Linked DNA regions of Mus musculus: all the other regions are linked to region 1. A link is a loop called in an ENCODE intact Hi-C map of the cell type or tissue named here. Cell type or tissue: left cerebral cortex. All regions are shown on one strand. Region 1 holds the start of Radil (Ras association and DIL domains). Region 2 overlaps Ap5z1 (adaptor-related protein complex 5, zeta 1 subunit). Region 3 has its middle 12 kb from the start of Gm52793.

Evidence for each region. A loop is a pair of places that touch in the nucleus more often than their neighbours do. Peaks named below come from ENCODE experiments on the same cell type or tissue, not always from the same donor. Only the 100,000 strongest peaks of a DNase experiment are listed, where the experiment ranks them.
Region 2: a loop joins it to region 1, with 5 times the contacts of the local background. A loop is called at or near these places in 24 of 42 quality-filtered maps.
Region 3: it touches region 1 in a loop (2.2-fold over the local background); 3 of 42 quality-filtered maps call a loop at or near these places.

What each region holds. Positions count from the first base shown.
Region 1 is chr5:142,550,209-142,552,708 of GRCm38, reverse strand. It overlaps Radil (Ras association and DIL domains), which reads left to right and starts at 1,611. Exons shown (of 15, transcript NM_178702.4): 1 at 1,611-1,729. In left cerebral cortex, a CTCF peak has its summit at 1,558; DNase peaks (open chromatin) are centred at 1,510, 1,879 and 2,243; H3K4me3 peaks cover 1,064 bases; H3K27ac peaks cover 839 bases.
Region 2 is chr5:142,477,487-142,479,986 of GRCm38, reverse strand. Ap5z1 (adaptor-related protein complex 5, zeta 1 subunit) reads right to left here. Exons shown (of 17, transcript NM_172725.2): 17 at 1,272-2,500. Among named protein-coding and RNA genes, the nearest start is that of Ap5z1, 15 kb to the right of the region's middle. In left cerebral cortex, a CTCF peak has its summit at 1,025 (motif pointing left); a DNase peak (open chromatin) is centred at 1,023.
Region 3 is chr5:142,841,193-142,843,692 of GRCm38, reverse strand. No RefSeq gene overlaps it. Among named protein-coding and RNA genes, the nearest start is that of Gm52793, 12 kb to the left of the region's middle. In left cerebral cortex, a CTCF peak has its summit at 1,159 (motif pointing right); no DNase peak of the experiment used is centred here.

The DNA.
Region 1 (2,500 bases):
AACATGGGGCCATTACTTTACAGCAGCGGTTCTCGACCTATGGGCCACAACCCCTTTTGGGATTGCATATCAGGTATCCTGCATACCAGATATTTACATCCCAATTCATAACAGTAGCAAAATTATAAAGTAGCAGTGAAATAATTCTATGGTTGGGGGTTACCACAACATGAGTGTTTTAGTTAGGGGTTCATTGCTGTGAAGAGATGCTATGACCAAAGTAAAAGAAACATTTATCTGGGCCTGCTTACAGTTTCAGAGGTTCAGTTCATTATCATCATGGTGGGAAGCATGGCAGCATCCAGGCAGGCATAGTGCTGGAAGAGGAACTGAGAGTTCTGCATCTCGATCCGCAGGCAGCAGGAGGCTGACCATATGTCATACTAGGTGTAGCTTGGGCATAGGAGACCTCAAAGTCCACCCCCACAGTGACACACTTCCTCCAACAAGACCACACCTCCTAATAGTGGCACTCTCTATGGGCCAAGCATTCAAACACAGAAGTGTATGGGGCCATATCTATTCAAACCACCCAGTGAGGAACTGTATTAAAGGGTTGCAACATTAAGGAAAGTTGAGAACTACTTCTCTACAGTATAGTTCTTGACAAACTGCCCACAAAAAGATATACTTCTCGGGTTAGGGTGTGCAGTTTGAGATCACTGAACATACCAGAGAGAAGTCAAAGCAAAATACATTATTTGGGTCAAGGACCTAGAGCTGATTTGGTCCCATTTTGCATGGTTTAAAGTTAGTCTGCCATAATTTGACTTGTGTTTTTAAAATTCTGGCTGCTTAGGGTTGAAGTGATTCAGTTGGTAGAGCATTTGTATTGCATACATGAGGCCCTTGGTTCGATCCCCAGAACTACATTAACTAGGCATGGTAGTGCAAGCTTGTAATTCCAACACAAGGACAATGGAGGTAATAGCATCAGGAGTGCAAGGCCAGCCTTGGTCACATGGAGTTTGAGGCCAATCTGGCATCTATGAGACCCTATCTAAAATGTAAAATAAAATTCTACGAAGGATACATTAAAATTAAAGAACTGGGGTTAAATGCTGACAACACACACTATATACACGTATGCAATTGTCAATGAATAAATAAAAATATATTCAATAAAATAAAAGTCTGGCCTTCCTGTCCCTGGTCAGTTTCATGCATATTCAGTTATGTACCTGTCCATCTTTGTCCACCCCTCCACCTTCGTCCACTAACTGGGGTGGAGGCCAAACACCACCTACTTGATCATAGAGTACACAACCCCAAAGCAGGGGGGCCCAAGAACAGGCCACGCCCTTCTTTCCTGCAGCCCCGCCCCTTGAGATACCACGACTCGACTTTGGGAAACTAGCCCCGCCCCCTTGCCGAGGCCACGCCCACTCAAAGGCCACACCTCTTAGAGAATCGTTCTTACCGTTGGGGACCAGAAGGGGGCGCTAGCGCACAGCCTATCTTTCTCGGTCGGCCAGGCCCGCCCTAATACATGTGACCCCGCCCACTCGAGGCTCCGTCTCTGCCCATTGGGCGCTGAGGTGTCAAGTTTCTGTTCGTCTCGCCCGACTCCCCGCCCTTAGAGGCTCCGCCCCCAGAGGCCCCGCCCCTTCGGAGGCCTCGCCCTGTCCGTTGCGCGGCCGGCAGGAGGCGCTTCGAGCCGGGCGCCAGCTCGGCTAACGGCGGGCGTGGGAGCCGCGCGCGGGGGACGCAGCTGACAGGCTGCGCTGAGGTGAGTGCGGGGCGCGAGAAGGAAGGTCAGCAGAGGCCGAGGATGGCCCAGGAGGTGCGGCTGGGCCACTGCGGGGACCCGCGGAGGGTGCGGAGACCGCGGGCTGAGACACGGGTGGCGGGGCACGCGCTGGGGCGGGGCCGCGCTGGTCACGGTCCCCACGGCGAGTCCGGGCGCGATGGAGGCAGGCTTGCTCGGTTGCCATGGAAACCGGCGAGCGCACGGGGCCTGGAGCGGCCCGGGGGAGCTGCACCTGAAGGCCGGGTGGGCGCGGGTTGCGTGGCCCCGTGGACTTCCAGGGGCAATCCGGGTTCCGTCACTCGTGGCCAAGGGACCTTTCCAGGCCTCAGTTTACCTGGTAGTGCTTTGGAGGTGCAATCTAACCTGGAACAACCCGAAAGAGCTCAAGGCGGGAGTCCCGCACTCGCCCACCAGGATGGTGGTGACACCCCCGCCTACACCCGTCCCGCATCGCGTCTCCTCCCCATCGGTGTGCCCGCGAGAGGCATTGTTTCTCCAGCTATTTCTGTATCATTTCCAGCCAGTCCCCCGACAAGTGCCGCGCCTGAGACAGATGCTGAGCTGGAGCTCCGAGGCCCTCAAAGGGATCTGGCTTCTGTCCCTGGGGAGCCCTGGGATGGGGGCCTGACAGGCTGCAGACCTGCCCGGCCCAGCCTCTGTCGCCTGTCGAGTGTTTGGTTAATCTGAATTACCAAAAAGAATTTGATTACTGGTGTCTCTCGGTGCTGCGGGCCACCTCTTGTGCATTCC
Region 2 (2,500 bases), 73 kb after region 1:
GTGGAGAGCAACTGAGGAAACCAACCACTCCGCACCAACCCCCAGCCTCTCCATTGCAGGCACACACACACACACACACACACACACATTCATACCACATATTAAAACCTTGGCATGTGTGCAAACGGGTTGTCAAGCATTCATATGAAAGGTGATTATAACAGCCGAGGAGGTGTAAAAGCTTCACCAACGTCACGGGGGCCTAGGAGCCTGGAGCCCAAGCCTCTAGCCAGACGAAGGTAGGAAGAGTGGCTGAATACCGTATGTGACCCTCTGAGGGGCCAGGGCAGCCCCTGCCATCTGAGTGGGCACTTGGCTTTGTCTGGTGCTCAACAAGAAGAGGGCAGTGTGTCTTCAAACACCTCTGCCCTTGTTCAAGCTGGCATGGCTTCATCAACTTTCTGTGCAGTGCTGGTGGAGCCATGTACCCTGTGACTGAAGGATGCCAAGGTTCTGGGCTGCAGAGATGGCTCAGTGGTTAGGATCACTAGGAGTTCTTCCTGAGGACCTGGGTTCAATTCCCAGCACATGGGGGCTCACAAGCTTGCGACTCCAGTTCCAGTGGGTCTGAGGCTCTCTGACCTCTGCATGCAAAACATGCGCATGGCGCGCTGACATGCATGCAGGCAAAAACACTCACTGAATAAAGCAAAAGGCTAATTTTTTTTTTAAGTCACTAATGACACTGTCCTTCCTGCCCTCACAGGAACAGATAGCACTCCCTGAACACATCTGTCCAGGCCCAGCTCGGGGAGGGAGTTTGGCCCGGGCCCAACAGGCCTAGTGGTAACAAGTAAAGCTCTCCCTGAACGTGAATCCGGACACGAGGCCCACGTGGGCTTTAGTAACCCCGTGGCCTCGATAGGTGCACCCCACTTAGCCGCACACCTCAGCCGGAGCCTAAATTCAACTTTTCCTGAGGGAACTCCAGCCCCAATACAGAGCCCAGAAACAAAGTGAAGGATGGAGTTGTGGGTGGGGCCAAAGGCGTGCGCATCAATAAACTGGTGCGGTGGCGCCATCTGGTGGCCATGTGCTGTCAGTGCCTGAGTAGTTCTGAAGAACTATCTGTCCAGGGCTCAGGAAAATTGCAAAAATTCTCAGCAGGCAGGAGCCTGCACCCTTGAGCACCATGAAACCTGGAAGCCTCTGTGCAGAACCACTGGAGCACATAAAAGTCCTCCAAGTCTAGCCTTCCATATCCTTAAGTTAGGAAGCAGCATAATTAGGCAAACACCACCTGCATGTGGACCCAGAAGACACCGCGCCCTCATGAATACACCTTGAGTTTTATTTAGCTTTTAAAATGTCTTATGTGACCAAGGCATGGCGTGCGTTCTGAGAGTTGGTTCTTGCTTTCCAGCTCGTTCTTCCACTGCTGTAGCAAGCCTTTGAGCTTTGAACTGCTGTCTTCACAGCTACATACACACCATGGTACGCAGCCTTACACATGAGATCCAGGGGTCAACCCTGGGTCATCAGGGGCATCTAGCAAGGCCTTTTATGTGCTGAGTCATCTTCTAGGCCCAATTTCTTTTGTAGCCCAGGCTGCATTTCAAGTTGTTACCTAGCCAAGGCTGACCTTGAACTTCTGACCTTTCTCGAACTTCACTCCACCTGCTGAGTGCTGGGATTGCAGTGTGCACCCCATGCCTGGGGTTACACTCAGGATTAAACTCAGGGCTTTGTGAGTTTCAGCTCCAGAGCATGTCATTTCTGTCACATCAAGGACACAGGAGCCAATCAGGGGACCCAGGTATTTCCCTCAACAGAGGGCAGGGTGGGAAGGCAGCAGCCCAGGCTCCCTGGCTCTCCAAGTCCAAGGAAGGCAGAGAGAGGGGCCTGGGCTGTACACAGCACTGGAAGATTTACTTGGTGGCAGGCACAATGGCTCAGTAGGTAAAGGCGCTTGTCACTGAGCCAGGCAACCAGCCAAGACCCACATGGCTGAGGAGAGAACCGAGTAGCAAAAGCTGTCTCCTGATCTCGTGTGCACTGTGGTGTGTGCAAGCACATACATGTAATATTAAAGAATTCTCTTTTGGTTTTTTGAGACAGGGTTTCTCTGTGTAGTCCTGGCTGTCCTGGAACTCACTCTGTAGACCAGGCTGGCCTTGAACTCAGAAATCCACCTGCCTCTACCTCCTGAGTGCTGAGATGAAAGGCATGTGCCACCACTGCTCAGCATAAATAATTCTTTAGTTTATTTTTCCTGCACTGCTCCCTGCCCCCAAATCCAGAAATGAGTAACAGCAGCAAGCAGACCAGGCCATTTCTGCTCGGCCTAGGAAGTAACACTCAGTCACCTACCGGCTGCTCAAGGCTGACTGGCCAGCCACAGAGACAAGGTGAGATGACTCATCCCCAGGGGCTGGTGATCCCATCCTGACAGTCATGTCCACCATGCCTCACGAGTCACCCACGCCTGCAGCTCAGCTCCAATACTGCTGACTGCCCAGGCTCTCACGCTGTAGCTACTGTTCAGGTGGTGACTGTCCCT
Region 3 (2,500 bases), 290 kb before region 1:
CAGCTACAGTGTACTTACATTAAATAAATAAATAAATAAATAAATAAATAAATAAATAAATCTTATATTAAAAAAAAAAAAGGCAGAGAGGATGCAGGCCTCGAGGCAGGTGAGGAGCTTTACTAAGCCTGATACCGTGTGAGCTTCGTCCCTGAAACCTACAAAGTGACACGGTGCCTCTGTGCCCTTTCTCTCTGTCAGAAGACTCACAGGGGAGATAGACCAGGTTCATAGCTAGCTAGCTGCTGCTTTGAAGGTAGCCTCTCTGGGATGGTCTCATGTAGCCCAGGCTGGCCTTGATCTATGTAGCCAAGGATGACCAGGAAACTTTTTGGTTTTCGTTTTTTGTTTGTTTTTCAAGATTTATTTATTTATTTAATGTATGTGAGTACACTGTAGCTGTACATATGGCTGTGAGCCTTCATGTGCTTGTTGGGAATTGAATTCTAGGACCTTGGCTCTCTCTGATCAACCCCGCTCGCTCTGGCCCAAAGATTTATTTATTATTATACATAAGTACACTGTAAGCCGGGCATGGTGGCGCACGCCTTTAATCCCAGCACTCGGGAGGCAGAGGCAGGTGGATTTCTGAGTTTGAGGCCAGCCTGGTCTACAGAGTGAGTTCCAGGACAGCCAGGGCTCTACAGAGAAACCCTGTCTCGAAAAATAAACAAACAAAAAACAAATAAGTACACTGTAGCTGACTCCAAAGGCACAAGAAGAGGGAGTCAGATCCCATTATGGGTGGTTGTGAGCCACCATGTTTTTGCTGGGAATTGAACTCAGGACCTTCGTAAGAGAAGTCAGTGCTCTTACCCCTGAGCCATCTCACCAGCCAAACCTGGAATTTCTAATTCTCTTGCCTCTACTTCCCAAGTTGGGGGGGGGTTATGGGTATGCAGCACTGTGCATGGCTTATGGGGACCCAATCCAGAAAGTGTGCGTGCTAAGTAAGCAGGTTATCAACGGAGCCCCCCTGTACTTTCCTGATTTTTGTAATAGAGGATCAAGACAGCAGGGGACAGACCCAAGAAGCTGTGACCCTTCACCCTGTCTGCCACCAATCACCTAGGTGACCCTTCCCCATATCAGCTTCATGGAGGTGCTGGGAGCCTCTGCTGTGGTCGCTATAGAGACAGGGCAAGTGGCCAGCAGGTGTCACCAAAGTCCGCAGAATCCAGAGGAACCATAAAGATGGTGGGGGGCGCTGAGGCCCCTCTCCCCCCAGGTCTCTTCTAAGCACTAAGAGCGATCATCCCAGACTGCTACAGGTAAAACTGTCTGCTGTGGACAGGAGCGACCTACCATCAGCCATCAGCGTGCGCACAGCCCAGGACAACAAAGAGGAAGGGAAGTATCCCTTTCCCTGCTGTGGAGAATTAACAGGGCTCCAGGTGGTCTGGATGAGTCATGGGGTTTGTTCTCTTTGTGAAATTGTGACTAAGGCTGGCCTGGAGCAGGGTGTAACACAGGGACTGTTCTTGGCTTTGTTTTGATTGGTTGGTTGGCTTTTCTGAGACAGGGTTTCTCTGTGTAGCCCTGGCTGTCCTGGAACTCACTCTGTAGACCAGGCTGGCCTGAAACTCAAGAAATCCACCTGCCTCTGCCTCCCAAGTGCTGGGATTAAAGGCTGTGCACCACCCTTCACCACACACCCAGCTCATGGCTGCTCTTGTTTTTCAGGGCTCCAAGTATCTCTAGTAGGAAGCTATTTACCCTGGTAGGCCGGGCACAGGGAGGCTTCATCTTAACCTCACCATCAGTCCACACAGAGCCAGATCTGCCTTCTTCTGGCCCGCATGGACCTCCTGATGTGGCCCCCTGAACTCTGAGCTCTGAATCTAGGACTCACGCTTTTTTGGTTCTCAGTCATCATGGGCTGGAGAGACCAGAACACTCACCGGATACTAGGGTCTCTCAACCCTATTCATCTCCCTGAGAGTCTGGCAAGTTTCTGGCTTGGGGCCTCAGTGTGAGGTCTTTCTCAGTCCCCATGAGGCCCACACTGTTCTTAAATGAATTCTTAGCCATGCCAAAAAGTGAAGCAACCACACAGTAAGTGGTATTTGGATCACAACAGCAGCTTCTACTCCGTCCCTGAACTTTCTAGGGGAATGCACGTCTTGTTTGGTGGTTGCTATGGTCCCTGGGGCTTAATCAGGAGCAGGAAGGGCCTGGCTTCTCACTGTAAGAACCAACTTCTGCCTTTTCCTGGAACCTAAGTGCAAAGCTTTGGGAGGATGTGTCCCCACCCCCGAGCCCCAGCCACTGGGAAGGGTTGATACTTGTTGATCTACAGTATCGTATAAAATAGGCAGAGTGCAGGGCTATTATTCTAGCACTTTCGAAGGTGGAGACAGCACACCTCCCCATTGTCTGCCTATCTATCCATTCTGTTGCCTATATGTCCGTTCATCATCTATCCATCCATCTGTCCACCCACCAAACCACCCATCTATCAATCCGTTCATCTATCCACTGTCCATCTATCCTTTCATTC